Linked DNA regions of Homo sapiens: region 2 is linked to region 1. Evidence: chromatin contacts called from ENCODE Hi-C data. All regions are on one chromosome and are shown on one strand. The core of a region is the stretch at or near the end of the contact, and the rest is flanking DNA. Distances in the headings are between cores, read along the strand shown. Region 1 has its middle 9.1 kb from the start of LINC03013. Region 2 has its middle 38 kb from the start of EEPD1.

Region 1 (7,241 bases), core at 2,350-4,849:
GTCCAGCTTTTCTTCCTCTTCCCCCTTTAAGGTGATACTTTGGGACTGAAAGTATATTTTAATATTTATCTAAAGCAGTTGTTTCTTTGTCCATGGTTCCCTGACCCTTCACAGAAAATAATTCTTCCATCCTAAATTGACTTTTATGATAGTTATCTAAAGATTTAAGGATCCAAATATGTACAAGTCAAATACAATAAAAGGAAAAAAATCATTTAAAGACTAACATTTAAGCATTTTAGCCTCTACTATTTTAAAATTAGAGTTCAACTCGATGCCATTTATATTTGAACTCCTAAAATTACAACCATCATCTGCATTTTACAGGCTTCCCCTATCTATGCAGACATTTCCTGTTCTGTCTTCTCTTTCCCCAGAGACCCATTACAACTTGCTTATCGTTGGGTAGAGGTTATATCCAGGGAAGAGGGAACCGAGGAGAAGTGGAGGAAAGGAGGAAGGCATGAGATGTTGGCCCTAACCTAGATTGGTATGTTTACTCTCATCCGACTGGGTTGACTTTAGAATGAAAATGTTTTCCCACTTAATTAATTTAAAATTAGTTATTCAAATATGTTTTTCAAAACTCAGTACAATTATGTATATCACACTTGTGCAAAACATCACCAATTCTCAAACCCCAGATCTACAGATCTGAGGTCAGCAATTCCAGCTAACACTTATATAGTGCTTCCCATGTGCCAGACACTGTGCAAAGCGTTTCATGTGTATTGACTCATTTCATCCTTCAACAGCCCTGCAAGGCAGGTATTAGTCAGCTTGGGCTGCCATAACAAAACACCATGGACTAGGTGGCTTAAACAACGAACATTTATTTTCTTACAGTTCCAGAGACTGGAAGTTCAAGACCAAGGTATAGCAGAGCTGGTGTCTGGTGAGGGCTCTCCTCGTAGGTGGCAGACAGCTGCCTTCTCACTGTGTGCTCACCTGGCCTTTCCTCTGTGTTCCTCAGAGTGAGTGAGCTCTCTGGTGTCTCTTCTTATGAAGATACTAATTTATGGGATCAGGGCTCCATCTTTAACACCTCATTCAACCTTAATTACTTTCTTAGAGCCACCATATCCATATCCAAATACAGCTACATTGGGGGTTAGGGGTTCAACATATGCATTTTGGGGGACACAAACATTCAGTCCACAATGGTAGGTAATATTGTACTCCCTATTTCTCAGGTTAGGAAACTGAGGCCACACTGATTGAGTAATTTGCCCAATGTCACACAAATAATAAGTGTCAATACTGGGACTTGAACGCCAGCATCCATACTTTTAACCACTATGCTGTGCTCTCTCTCATCATGAGTCATGACGATGATCACGTTAGATTGTGTTAGATGATGTTAGATCATGAGTCATGATCTAACATCTAGCAACCCATCAACATCATCAACATCTAACAAATCCAATCCTTTGAACCTATTATAGAATCATCAGAGCTTTACCACGCTTTTTAGAAAAAATTTCCCTACAAGAATACAGTCTCTCACTATTATTATTATATTAGAGATAGATTTCTATATTATCAAATTTAGAGCAAATAACTTATATTTGCTATCAACTAGCTCTTAAAATGATTATATCTTGATTACTCTAGTAAACAAACATCATCTATTTCTCTCTACATTTAAACTATTAAAACTCAACAATAAGAAAACAACTCATTTGAACAGTGGGCAAAAGATCTTGACAAGACATGTCATCAAAGAAGATATGCAGATAGCAAATAAGCATATGAAAAGATGCTTCACATCATATGTCATCAGGAAAATGCCAATTAAAACAACAGTGAGATACCACTACACAAACCTATAGGAATGGCCAAAATCCAGAATATGACAACCCCAGATGCTGCCAAGGGTGAGGAGCAACAGGAATTCTCATTCATTGCTGGTGGGAATGCAAAATGGTACAGCCACTTTGGGAAACATGTTGGCAGTTACTTATGAAACTAAGTTTCTATATCATAACACAAGTAGATATAAATATAACCAGTGGTAGGGTTTTTTTAGAGGCTGTATTATTTTTTAAGAATTTAAAGCTTTAAACCCAAATTTCTACTCAGAAAGATGAGCATTGTAATTTGATGAGATTACCCTTAGAATTCTTGCCAGTCAATGACTGCTTTTACACCAACTTACAGATTGTGCTGTGTTCAAATACATACTGAGGGGAATCTGATGAACTGACTGGCAACAGTCTTCAAATTCTTAAAGGTGAGGGGAAGAGTGCATCAGGTAAGAGCAAAGCTCCCGGAATCGGGATATCCAGGTCTGAATCTTGACTCTGCTGTGTCCTTGAGTGAGCTACTCAACTTGTCTACACCTCAGTTTCTTCATTCGTAAAATGAAGCTATGGTAGCTTCTACCTTATATGACGATTGACTGATAGGCTCCATGTTGAGTGTAAATTAAATAGTGCCTGGATAAGTACTCACTAAAGAATCGTGTTTTTTTTTTATTGTAAATTTCCAAAGAGAATGTTTTATACTTTTTAAAAAGTGTTTTTATTCCCCAATGCCCCTAACAGGAAATGACACCATCATTGTTACATGAGAAAATGATAAATGTTTTGAGAGGTCAATGTTCCACCCCAACTCATTCTCAGTGTTACTATTTTCACCAGGAAACAGTAGAAGTGACACAGGAGGTGGCCAGGGAAGTGCTGGGTAGACAAGGGTGGGGTTCCTGGCGAGGGCTCCACCCTCAGGCTTGTGCCCATGGACCTAAGTAAGAACAGGCACCCGTGTTTTCATGCCCAAATGTTGCATTTTCCAAGACCACTCTGGCCTGCCACACCCCCATCCTGTGCCCATAAAAACCCTGAGACCCTAGCGGGCGTGGACACAAGCAGTTGGACGTTGAGAGGAGCAGAGGAGCAGAAGAGCGCACCGACAGACACCAGCAGACAACAGCAGGCCATTGAGGCAAGACGATGCAGAAAATTCGGTCGGGGCAGTCAGAGGAGAGTCCAGCCGCTGGACAGCCTGACTCCAGGGGAAGACCGCCTTCCCACTCCATCCCCCTTCTGGCTCCCCATCCACCTTGCTGAGAGCAACCTCCACCACACAATAAAACCTTGCACCGATCTTCCAAGCCTACATGTTATCCGATTCTTTCCGGTACGCTAGGGCAAGAACTGAGGATACAGAGGCCCTCTGTCCTTGTCATACGGCAGAGGGTCTAATTGAGCTGGTTAACACAAGTTGCCTGCAGACGGCAAAACTGAAAGAGCACACTGTAACACATGCCCACTGGGGCTTCAGGAGCTGTAAATACTCAACCCTAGGCACTGCTGTGAGGTCGGAGCTCCATGGGTACCTTTTAACCACAAGTTTCAGCATTTCTTTTCAAGGAGAACTTATGTCTGGAAATATGGATGGAAGATGAACCGAGGACTCGTCTTTAACACCGCATGCTACTCTACTAAAGACTGAGAAAAATGTCAGTTGTCCGGAGCTCCCCACGACCTGTCTGCATGCTCCCCCTAGGGGTTTGAGCAGTGGGACACTGAACATGCGAGCCGCACATCTGTCGCATGTCCTGCCAGGGAGATAAGGAAACTTTCTGTTTCAGAAGTTCTACTTTGAGGCAAAACCAGGCCTCACATGGGCAAGAACATTGCTAGACCTCAGGCCTTGCTCTTAAACAGCAGCTGCGTACCCCAGCCCTGCACGGGAAGTGGGGAGGAGCTCTTGCTTCTTCCCACAACAAACAGGTTCTCACCTGTGCAGCTCCTGTGAATTACATGACATCAATGTGTATGTAGGTTCTTTTTTTATTTTTTTTTTATTTTTACTATTTTTATTTTTATTTTTTGAGATGGAGTCTTGCTCTTTCACCCAGGCCGGACTGCAGTGGCGCTATCTCGGCTCACTGCAAGCTCCGCCTCCCGGGTTCATGCCATTCTCCTGCCTCAGCCTCCTGAGTAGCTGGGATTACAGGCGCCTGCCACCACGCCCGGCTAATTTTTTGTATTTTTAGTAGAGATGGGTTTTCACCGTGTTAGTCAAGATGGTCTCGATCTCCTGACCTCGTGATCTGCCCGCCTCGGCCTCCCAAAGTGCTGGGATTACAGGCGTGAGCCACCGCACCCGGCCAATGTGTATGTAGGTTCTATCTTTTAGGGAAAGACACTGTAATGTGGAGCATTTCTCTTCAGAATCTACTTAAAACCAGATATTTCAGTTATTAGAGTGAATTAAAACTATTAAGTAGCACATAAAATATATTTTGACCAGTCAAACCTAATTGTAGACTGTTAGTGTAGACACCCATCAGCACACCTACACTCTCACAGACACAAGAGTATCTGTTTGTCTCTGTTGATATGGTTGGGAAGTTTTGCTTTGTGACCTGGGGAGTAGAACCAAGTGTTGCTGAGAGAGCTAAGAACCAAGAGGAGGAGGTTGGAAGGATGGTATGGATTCTCTTCCTTCCTAGCTCTTTGGATTTGGTTTTAGACCCCAATGGTTAGATGCATAAGAGCCAGAAAGCAGGGAAACTGTCCACAAAAAACCCTTTATGGTTCTCAGTTCCAAGCATCATTGCTTCAGCTCCCAGGTGACAAAGTGTAGCTCAGTGCTGAGATGAGAGGCCATTTTCCCTGCTTGTGCATAAAACCCCCTCTGCTTTGACAACCTGAGGACTGGCTGGGCTGGCAGGCCACTACAAGATGCATGGCACTAGCTTCCTCTTCTTAGGTGAGAGTCACCTGGGGTATGGACAGTGGGTCCGGCACTGGGGGAAGCACAGCAACCGCCCTAACAGACTCCTCCCAGAATCTCACACACTTCCAATGGACCAGCTTTCCCTCACCCCCACCAGGCAGCACAGGGCAGGACTGTGTTTTGAGCTTAATCAGCACTGCTTTCATGATGGGCTGTGACAACACTGAGGATTTCCATGTGGCCCTGCAGAAAGCAGACCTGGAGGAACCAGAGCAGGAGAGAAAGGACCAGGTGGATCCATGCGGTTATGGCAGCTGGTTTATAAACACGAATGACACACCCCATTGGAGACGCCCAGAAATAGCTGGAGGACACTGAGGTCAAGCTAAGAGTATGTTGTTACCTTTGTAATTTGGACATCAAAAGGAAATGTAACCTGATTTTATATGGTCTGGAGAGACCTGGACATGCTGTAATTAAACTATAATTGCAATTAATGGGCTACTTTGTGAGTAACCTAATCTCATGAAAAAAATGGGTGGCTTACAATAAAATAAGGAGATTGGTGACTTATAATAAAATAAGGGGATGACAGCCATAGCTGAAACATCTATAAATTTGGAAAACCAAGACTCAAGCAAAAAACATTTGAATTGAATTATGCAAAAAAGAGGAAAAATACAAGCTCTGGAAGAATGAAGCCTGCGCCATGGGTACCTTTTAACCACAAGGTTCAGCATTTCTTTTCAAGGAGAACTTATGGCTGGAAATATGGATGGAAGCTGAACAAAGGACTTGTCTTGAACATTGCACACTACTATACTAAAGACTGAGAAAAATGTCAGTTGTTCCTATCAAAGGATGAGGGGGTTGATGGACATCAGCACCTTTGGCATCATTGTTGATTCCAGAGTGTCCTTAGTTTTTGAGCCACCTCCAAGCAGCCTTGTCAATCACTGCAAGATGCATGCCACTGGCTTCCCCCTCTCAGGCGAGAGCCACCTGGGGTACAGACAGTGGGTCCAGCACTGTGGGAGGCATGGCGACAGCCCTCACAGACTCCTCCCATAATTTACACACACTTCCAATAGACTGGCGACCCCCACACCCCCACCAGGTTCCAATGAGAAACACTTTCTAAAGAACTCTCTCTTGTTAGAACAGCTTCCCTGAGCACAGGAACCAGGGAAGCAATCAGCATCAGCTCAGCTTGACTGTCCCCTACTGCCTGTGCATGTCCCTCCAGTAACTAAGCTGTTTTTACTCAACTTTTGGGTGTTAGCTGGTGAGTCATGGCCTCAAGGGAGCCTACACTGACTAGACTAGGCCTGGTGTTGCCCTCTTTACTTCTTCATAATGAGTAAAGGTTGACACAAATTGTGTATTTAATTATTGCAGATAACACAGAGAGGGATCATGCCCATATTGATAGCCCTTCAAGGCCTAGCATAGTGCCTGGAACATGGTAAATAGTAACATTTATGAATGTCAGCATCTCTGCAGAGCTTTCCCTACATGGATTACAGCTTAGGCTAAAGCACTTGATATATTGCCCACTCCTGCTGTTAATATTTTTAACTAGTTATTTTTCATATTATATAAGCAACATGTGAATACAAGTTCATTGTAAAAAAAATCAAACTCATATAAAAGCTATAGTCTTTTATATGTAAATGATGCCACAATAAAGCTACTTTTTAAAAAGCCGCGATCCTCCTTCACAACTCCACACCAGCCCAGTCCCATTCCTTTCCCAGACACACACTCCACTCTTAACAGTTTCATGTGTAAACTTCTAGATCTTCTTCTGTGTGTTTTCATACATGTACATATCTTCATACATTATGTGCTTTCATACATGTATATTCAGATGAATACTCATATATTTGTGTTTTTGCACATATATACATTGTGCACATACATTCAGAGTGTTTTAGTCAGAGTGCAATCAGAAGGCAGAGCAGTGCTAGATATGACATTGCAAGCAGAGGGAATTTAACAGAGATGGTGGGGGAGTTCAGTGGCCACAGAACAGCAGGAAGCCACTATCAACCCTGGAGCTGGAGGGACAGAGGGAGGAAGCAGAGTTACCAGAGCCCAGGAGCTTGGGTCAACTGGAAGAATCTGGGACCATGGCAGCACTTCCAGCTAAATCTGGAGCAGTAGAGGAAGAGGCTATCTGACAGTAGGTGGAGACATGGACGAAACCTATCAGACACCATGTGAAGCAGGGAGAAAGGGAGACATAACCTGTCTTCTTCCCTCCTCTCATTCTCCAGTGTCTGTCACTGGCTCTCCTTAGCCAGTCTGGAAATGAGCCTGGAAAATGTAGTTCCCAAGGATACAAAGCCCAGATAGAGGATGGTCTGGAATGGATCTGAGAGCAAGCAGACAAAAGGCCAGCACATGAAGTTGAAAATAAAACACATAAATAGCATCATGGTATATGTAATGTTCTAAATTTATCACTTACCATTTTTACAGAGATAAAATCTGGTTAAAATGGCCATTGAGAGCAGGCTTGATCCACAGAATGAAAGGTACAGCAGGAGAGC
Region 2 (7,241 bases), core at 2,446-4,945, 390 kb after region 1:
GTGTCCGGATAATGACAATACCAAGAGCACCAAGGCTGCGGGGTCCCACGGTGAGGAGCATGGATACAGCTAGAGAATGTCAGGGAAGAAAGACTTCTCAAGGAGGTTCCTGAGTCAGACCTGAAGGACTCATGGGGGTGGGCTGCACCTCCCATTTCTTGGACGTATACCCTTGGTCATGCCCTGTGCTGGACACTAAGTATTCAGAGATGCATGAAGGCACCCTGCCTCTGTTGCAGAGCAGAAAGATTGTGGACAAAAATTCTAAATGCTGCCAAGGAGAGGAGACAGACCTCTGCCGGCTCAAGCTTCTCTGGGCCTCTGGGGAAGTCCCACAATCTTGGCTGTGCCTGCCCCTGCCCTCCCACCCCTACCCCAACTCCATCCCTGCTTGGTTACCTTGATCTGTATCACTTGTGGCCCCAACATGCCTGGGGTGAATATCCAGGTGCTCCCCACCCAAGCTGAGTAAGTGGACTAGATACGATTTTTTTTACTGGGCAGAAGGGGCTCATTTATGATTCATTCGCTGGCCCCAGAGATTGAAATCTTGGGTACCTAAACTCTCTTTCATTCCCACTCAGGCACCAGGTCTCTTGCATGGAACAGGCCATCTTAGGTTCCATGTGCCAGGGCTGGTCTCAGTTCCCCATCCCACCAGGGCTCACACACAGCCCTGCAGGTAGGGTCCCCAGATCAGCTTGCATGACGTTGAAATGCAAGGCGAGAGGTCTTGTTGGTGACCTATCACTTTCACTGAGAAATGGACATGGAGAGAACCAGAGTGAGTAAGGGTGTATGATGTGCACTGCAATGGGGGACAAAGCAGACTCCTGCCTTCGTGGAAGTCACAATCTAGTGGAGGAGGGATGTTACTAGAAATAGACAAAGTGCTGGAAGGACAAATAGCAGGGACTTGCTGTAGTCGGGCAAGGAGGTTAGGAAGCCATTACTTGGAAAGTATGGTTTCAAGTCAGAGTTAAGGAAAATTAGGAGTCAGGAATATAAAGGAGGTGAAGTGATGATTGGAGGAAAAATAAATTGTCCTTTATCCAGACGTTACCCCATGCTAAGCAGTGGCTGAGCCTTTCCCAGTATCACCCAAGGTAGGATAGTGGGTGAATAAGACATGTGAACTCTCCAGTAACACTAGTAGATTTTGAATCCTGCCTCTGCCATTTGCTGGCTGTGTGGCCTTGGGCAATTTACATGTCACTCCATTGCTTCTGATAGCAAAGGGGATGATGAGATAGACTGATAAGGTTTAATGTGTTTGGCTGCTGTATGGAGATTGGATTAGAGCAAGAGTGTAAGGGAGAGAAAGATATATCAATGTTTCAGGCGAGAGTCAAGGTGGCTTGAGCCAGGTGTGATACTGGAAGTAGGGAGAAGTGGAAAGTGATGATAATTCACTGGATTTGGTTGGTGAGGGTGTGGTCAAGGGTGACCCCCAGGTTTCTGGCTTTTGTTATTATAAGTAACACAGAAGAAGAATGGATGAATCATTAATTCATTTTCTATTTATTGTGATATCTATGATCCTGCAAAAATATTTCCTATATATTCAATTTAAAGAATAGTAATAAAAATACTTATTTACTCCTTAGATCAGTTGAGAAAAAGAATTTACTAATATAGTTAAAGCCTTCGAGTGTCCCGTCTTCTCCCCAGAGGCACTCTCTATCCTGAAATTTGTTAATCTTGCCTTGGCTATTTGTTGTTTTTACTATATATGTATCTATTCCTAAATAATATAGTGATTGGTTTTGTGTGCTTTTGAACTTTATGTTTATTCTGTTAGGGGTTCATTGAACTTTTTCGATCCAAAAGTTTATAGTCTTAATATAATTTGGAAAAATTAATTTAAAAAATCAACTCTGGCTCACGCCTGTAATCCCAGCACTTTGGGAGCCTGAGGCAGGTGGATCACGAGGTCAGGAGATCGAGACCATCCTGGCCAACATAGTGAAACCCCATGTCTACTAAAATACAAAAAATTAATCGGGCATGGTGGCACGCACCTGTAGTCCCAGCTACTTGGGAGGCTGAGGCAGGAGAATCACTTGAACCTGGGAGGTGGAGGCTGCAGTGAGCTGAGATCATGCCACTGCACTGCAGCCTGGTGACAGAGCAAGACTCCATCTAAAACAAAACAAACAAACAAACAAACAAAAAACACACAACTCTGAATGACTGGTCTCAAAATGATACCAAAACTTAACTGGCACCATGATACTATAGAGAAACATTTATCCATTCACCCATTGAAAGACATCTTGTTTGCTTCCAAGTTTTGGCAATTAGGGATAAAGCTGCAATAAACATCTATGGTATATTTTTGTATGGATATAAGTTTTTAACTCATTTGGGAAAACATCAAGGCGCACGATTGCTGAATCATACGGTAAGAAAGAGTACGTTTAGTTTTGTACAAAACTGTCAAACTGTCTTTCAAAGTAGCTGTACCATTTTGCATTCCCACCAGTAATGAAGGAGAGTTCCTGTTGCTCCTCATCCTTACCAGAACTTGCTATCATCAGTGTTCTGCATTTTGGCCATTCTAATAGGTGTGTAGAGGTACCTCATTGTTCTTTTAATTTGCATTTTCCTGATGACATGTGATGTCGAGCATCTTTACATGTGCTTACTTGCCATCTGTATTAGTCCAGTCTCACATTGTTGTAAAGAAATACCTGAGACTGGGTAATTTATAAAGAAAAGAGGTTAAATTGGCTCATGGTTGTACAGGCTGTACAGGAAGCATGATGTTGGCATCTGCTTGGCTTCTCTCAATAAAATTTGGGAAAATTAAAAAAGCAACAGCTCTGAATGATTGGTCTCAAAATGAAATCATAGCCTAAATGGCATCAAGATACTATATAAAAATGTTTATCCATTCACCTATTGAAGGACATCTTGGTTGCTTCCAATTTTTGGCAATTACGAATAAAGCTGCAATAAACATCTATGTATATGTTTTTGTATGCATATAGTTTTCAACTCATTTGGGTAAATATCAAGGCACATGATTGCTGAATTATATGTTAAGAAACAGTTTGTTCTGGGGAGGCCTCAGGAAACTTAGAATCATGGTGGAAGGCAAAGGGGGCACAGGCACATCCCACGGCTAGAGCAGGAGCAAGAGAGAAAAAGGGGAAGGTGCTACACACTTTTAAACAACCAGAGCTCCTGAGAACTCACTCACTGTGGCGAGGACAGTACCAAGAGGATGCTGCTAAACCATCATGAGAAATTCACCCCCAGGATCCCATCACCTCCCACCAGGCCCTACATCCAACGTTGGGGATTACATTTCAACATGAGATTTGGGTAGAAACACATCCAAAGTGTATCACCACCTGTGTATTTTCTTTGGTGAGGTGTCTATTCAGATCTTTTGCCTATTTTTCAGTTGGGTTGCTTGTTTTTGTATTGTTGAAGTTTAAGAGTTCTCCATTTAGTTTGGATAGCTGTCCTTTATCAGACATGTTTTTTGCAAATAGTTTCTCACAATCTGTGATTTGCCTTCTCATTCGCTTACTGTCTTTTGCAGAGCAGGAGATTCTGATTTTGCTGAGATTTTGACTGAGATTGCACTGAACCTATAGATCAATTTGTGTTGACAGTGGATGACTGAGGAGCAGTCCTCCAGGCATCAGTGGAGCACAGGCTGGGAGATAGTCTGGCATCAGAAGGGAGTTGCAAAGGCTGGCGGCCTGCCAGGCTAGGAGGGATGGCTGATTCATATTGGAATCTGTACTCTCTCCTCTCCCACCCACTCTGTAGGCCTGAGTCATAAAGAAACCTTGCGGTGCCTTCCCCTGTGCACCCTTGGTATAGCTGTGAACACTTCCCTCTGCACAGACACATTGACACATGGGGCTTATCACAAGGGACACCCAGAGAGGCTTCCTTGGAGGTGCCCTTGCATGACTTACAGAGTGGCATCCCAGGGGAAAGTAGCTAGGGCTCCTCCCCTGGTCAATCAGACTATCTGGTCCTTTCTGCTCTGAAGGCAGAGACCTCATTTTAGGGCTATAAACCCAGGCAGGACAAAAATAAAATACACATTCCAAAGACTCATGTCATCCTCCCCAGAGCTGGGGAACCACAGCATGGGTGGTAGTCTAGAGGCTGTCCCTCAGATGCTTGGCCTTCCATAGGCAGTTTTGCAACTGTCAAATCCTCCCCGACATCTGCCCCTCTGCTGTGTGTGCTCTCCAGGGGCCCAGGGTGCCGGTTCCCTCTAGCCTCCTTCTACCAAATGAAGCTTCTGCACATGTTCTTCCAAACTCAAATTTCTTGTGGGTAAAATTAGATCAGAGAGCTGGTGTTGCCGGGAAGCTGCCTCGAAAGTGGGTGGCTGCGGGCCATTAGCGGTAAAGATAAGTTAAAATAACTCTAATAAAAATGATGTTGAATGTGGGAAGCTGAAGCCCTTTTTTTGCCCATTATCCTGAGAACTGGTTGTCTTTCTGTTATTCTAGTTGTTTTGGGCCTCAAAATTACATCTGTATTTAAACCAAAGTTTTTATTTTTCCACCCAGATAAAGCCAGCTCTTCTCCTGCTGCTCCGGATAAGTGATTCCTCATCCTGTGTGCCTCAGCTCCTGCCACCACCTCCAAGAAGCCCTCCCTGATCCCCTCACAGAGTTAGCTCTGCACATCCTCTTGCTCCCTGTCTGCCTCACACCAGCTTCTCTGTCACAGTCGGGTCACAGTTGCTCCCTGGGTCTCCTGCCCCACTGGACTGCGAGCCCCTCCTCAGCAGTCACAGGACATATTGATCTTTGCATTCCACAGAAGGTGCACCTAGGAAGTATGAGTCAGAGGAGTGAGTTGGTGCTTTAAAAACCAAAGGCTAAAATGCAAGTGCTGTTCCATAAAAACCCCAACCGTTGGCAAGGGAAGTGACAGGACAGGACAGGGAAAGCAAGGCTTTGGAAGCAGGAACATTTTACTTCTCCTGACACCAAGAATAACCAAGACATGATTCTCAGCCTGAGTGTCCTCATCTGTGAAATGGGGTCAGTGATAGCAATCTTCCCAGGTCATTTGAGATTCAGGGCACAGACCAGTTCCTCAGAAATGTTAGTTTCTTTTCCTTCCCTAGTTAATAAAAACACTACTATGTTGGCAAGAAAGCCTGGGGCTTAGTCCTGGCTCTGTCACTAACAGTTGTGTGACTTCGGGAAACTACTTTACCCACTGGGTGCCTGCTTTATTTCCTGTCAACAGGAAGTACTGATTGGTCTGTAGATCAGATTTTTTATAATGCTGATGATTAAAATTTTGAAACGAAGTGTTTCCTAAGAGTTTCAGTCTTAGGAATGGAAACAGAGCCTAGAAAGAAGGTTGTCCACTTTTCATGGATGATGTTGGGGGCTGAGGCTTCAGTGTCACTGTCCTGTTGGGAGTGGCCGGAATCGCTCAGCATTTCACAGGCTTCTCCTCTATTGGTGGAAGAGCAGACGGGAGAGGTTGGTAGAGCGCTGGGGTATTCTAATGACAGATTCAGAGGGGACTGAGCCAGGGAGCCCAGAGCAGAAGACTGTTGAAGGGAAATTAGGAGAGAGAATTAGGCAGGTATTCTCCAGTGGTCACGTTATTTTTAGATCTCCAAATGATGGAGCTGGAATGGGCCATTTGAGGCCTGCTGGTTTGATCCTCCCTGGTTACAGAGGAGGAAACAGTGGTTCAGAAGGTCTAAGTGACTTGCCAGGTCTCCCCTTCCTGAGCTCTATGACTCTGCTTCTATTTCAGCTGGTCTTGACTCCAAGGGAATCTCTTGTGTGTATTTTGGCCCTAACAAATACCAGGACTGGTTTTCTTTAAAAAGCTTTCTTCATGGGCACTGTTAGTCTCATGCAGTTTTAATAGAAAACTGTCTTTCTATTTTCCAGCACCATTAGTTGCTATGAGCATAAACTTTCATATTTAATGCAGCATGATTCACAGCGATGCTCCATTTAAAAATGGGAGAACCTCTCCTCTGGCAAAAATTAGAAGAGAAAAACTAAATGGGAATAGGAAACAATCATTTCTAAAAATATGAATAAAAAGAAATATCGATTAGTCTTTCATTTACTTAAAAGCATAGCTGATTGGACCAAATATTGTTGAAATTCAATTTCTGCACTTTATTCTGAATATTTCAGACCTTTTCGCCCTCTACATAACCACTAGCTCTTCCAGAGCAATTCAGGGACTATGTGTATGGGGAAGGAGCTAGAAAAGTTGTGAGAAGAGAAAAGGCAACTGTCCATACAAGCCCGAGGATCTTTTTAGCCCCCTTCTTCTTTGGGGAACACTGAGATAAGAAGCCTGCTCCCCACTCCCAACCCACAGCTAGTGCTTCTCTGTTCACATTTGGTTAACTCATACCCGATTCATTCCTCAGGTGCATCAGGTATAAATACGAGAAGTTATCCCTGATGCCCCCATGCACAGTTAGCTCTGCACATCCTCCCACTCCCTATCTGCCCCACACCAGCTTCTCTGTCACAGTTGGGTCACAATTTGTCCCTGGATCTCCTGCCCCACTAGATGGTGAGCCCCTCCCCAGCAGCCATAGGACATATTCATCTATGCATTCCACAGAATGGACCCTGGACTCACCATTCCCAGGCATCTGACACAGACACAGGTACCAATAGCACTCTCTCCAAGGAGAGCCTAGCCATGGGCAACGGAACAGGCTGAGGGACAGGGGCTTCCCAGGGCCCCCCTAAAGATCACTGTGGAGCCTCCTGGTACCCACCTGGAATAACTGTGAGAGCCAACATCTGTGGAGTGGTAACCATGTGATAGCCACTGTGATAAATGCACCACCACCCTAAGAGGATAGGGCTATTTTTTTTTTTTTGACAGTCTCACTCTGTTGCCCAGGCTGGAGTGCAGTGGTGCCATCTTGGCTCACTGCAACCTTCACCTCCCAGGCTCAAGTGATTCTCCTGCCTCAGCCTCCCAAGTAGCTGGGATTACAGGGATGGGCCACCATGCCCGGCTAATTTTTTTTTTTTTGTATTTTTAATACAGATGAGGTTTCACCATGTTGGCCAGGCTGGTCTTGAACTCCTGACCTCAGGTGATCCACCCACCTCAGCCTCCCGAAGTGCTGGGATTACAGGGGTGAGCCATAGCACCTGGCCGGGGCTATTGTTCTTATTCCCACTTAACAGACTAGAAAACTGAGGTGCAGAGTGGCTAGGGAAGTTGGCCAAGGTCTTAGGGATATTAAA

What was found. A loop is a pair of places that touch in the nucleus more often than their neighbours do. Pooled maps may share reads with other maps.
Region 2: a map with no recorded cell type shows a loop between it and region 1 (8-fold over the local background). The contact joins two enhancer-like sites. A Hi-C loop is called at or near these places in 1 of 168 maps with a recorded cell type or tissue (sigmoid colon), 2 of 37 single-sample maps with no recorded cell type and 9 of 50 pooled maps.

What each region holds. Positions count from the first base shown.
Region 1 is chr7:35,721,877-35,729,117 of GRCh38, forward strand. No RefSeq gene overlaps it. Among named protein-coding and RNA genes, the nearest start is that of LINC03013, 9.1 kb to the left of the region's middle. RefSeq lists an enhancer at 6,807-6,956. Within about 2 kb of position 3,600, at least 7 of the 41 ENCODE cell types and tissues checked have a DNase peak (open chromatin) inside an H3K27ac peak, as active enhancers do.
Region 2 is chr7:36,111,921-36,119,161 of GRCh38, forward strand. No RefSeq gene overlaps it. Among named protein-coding and RNA genes, the nearest start is that of EEPD1, 38 kb to the right of the region's middle. Within about 2 kb of position 3,696, at least 16 of the 41 ENCODE cell types and tissues checked have a DNase peak (open chromatin) inside an H3K27ac peak, as active enhancers do.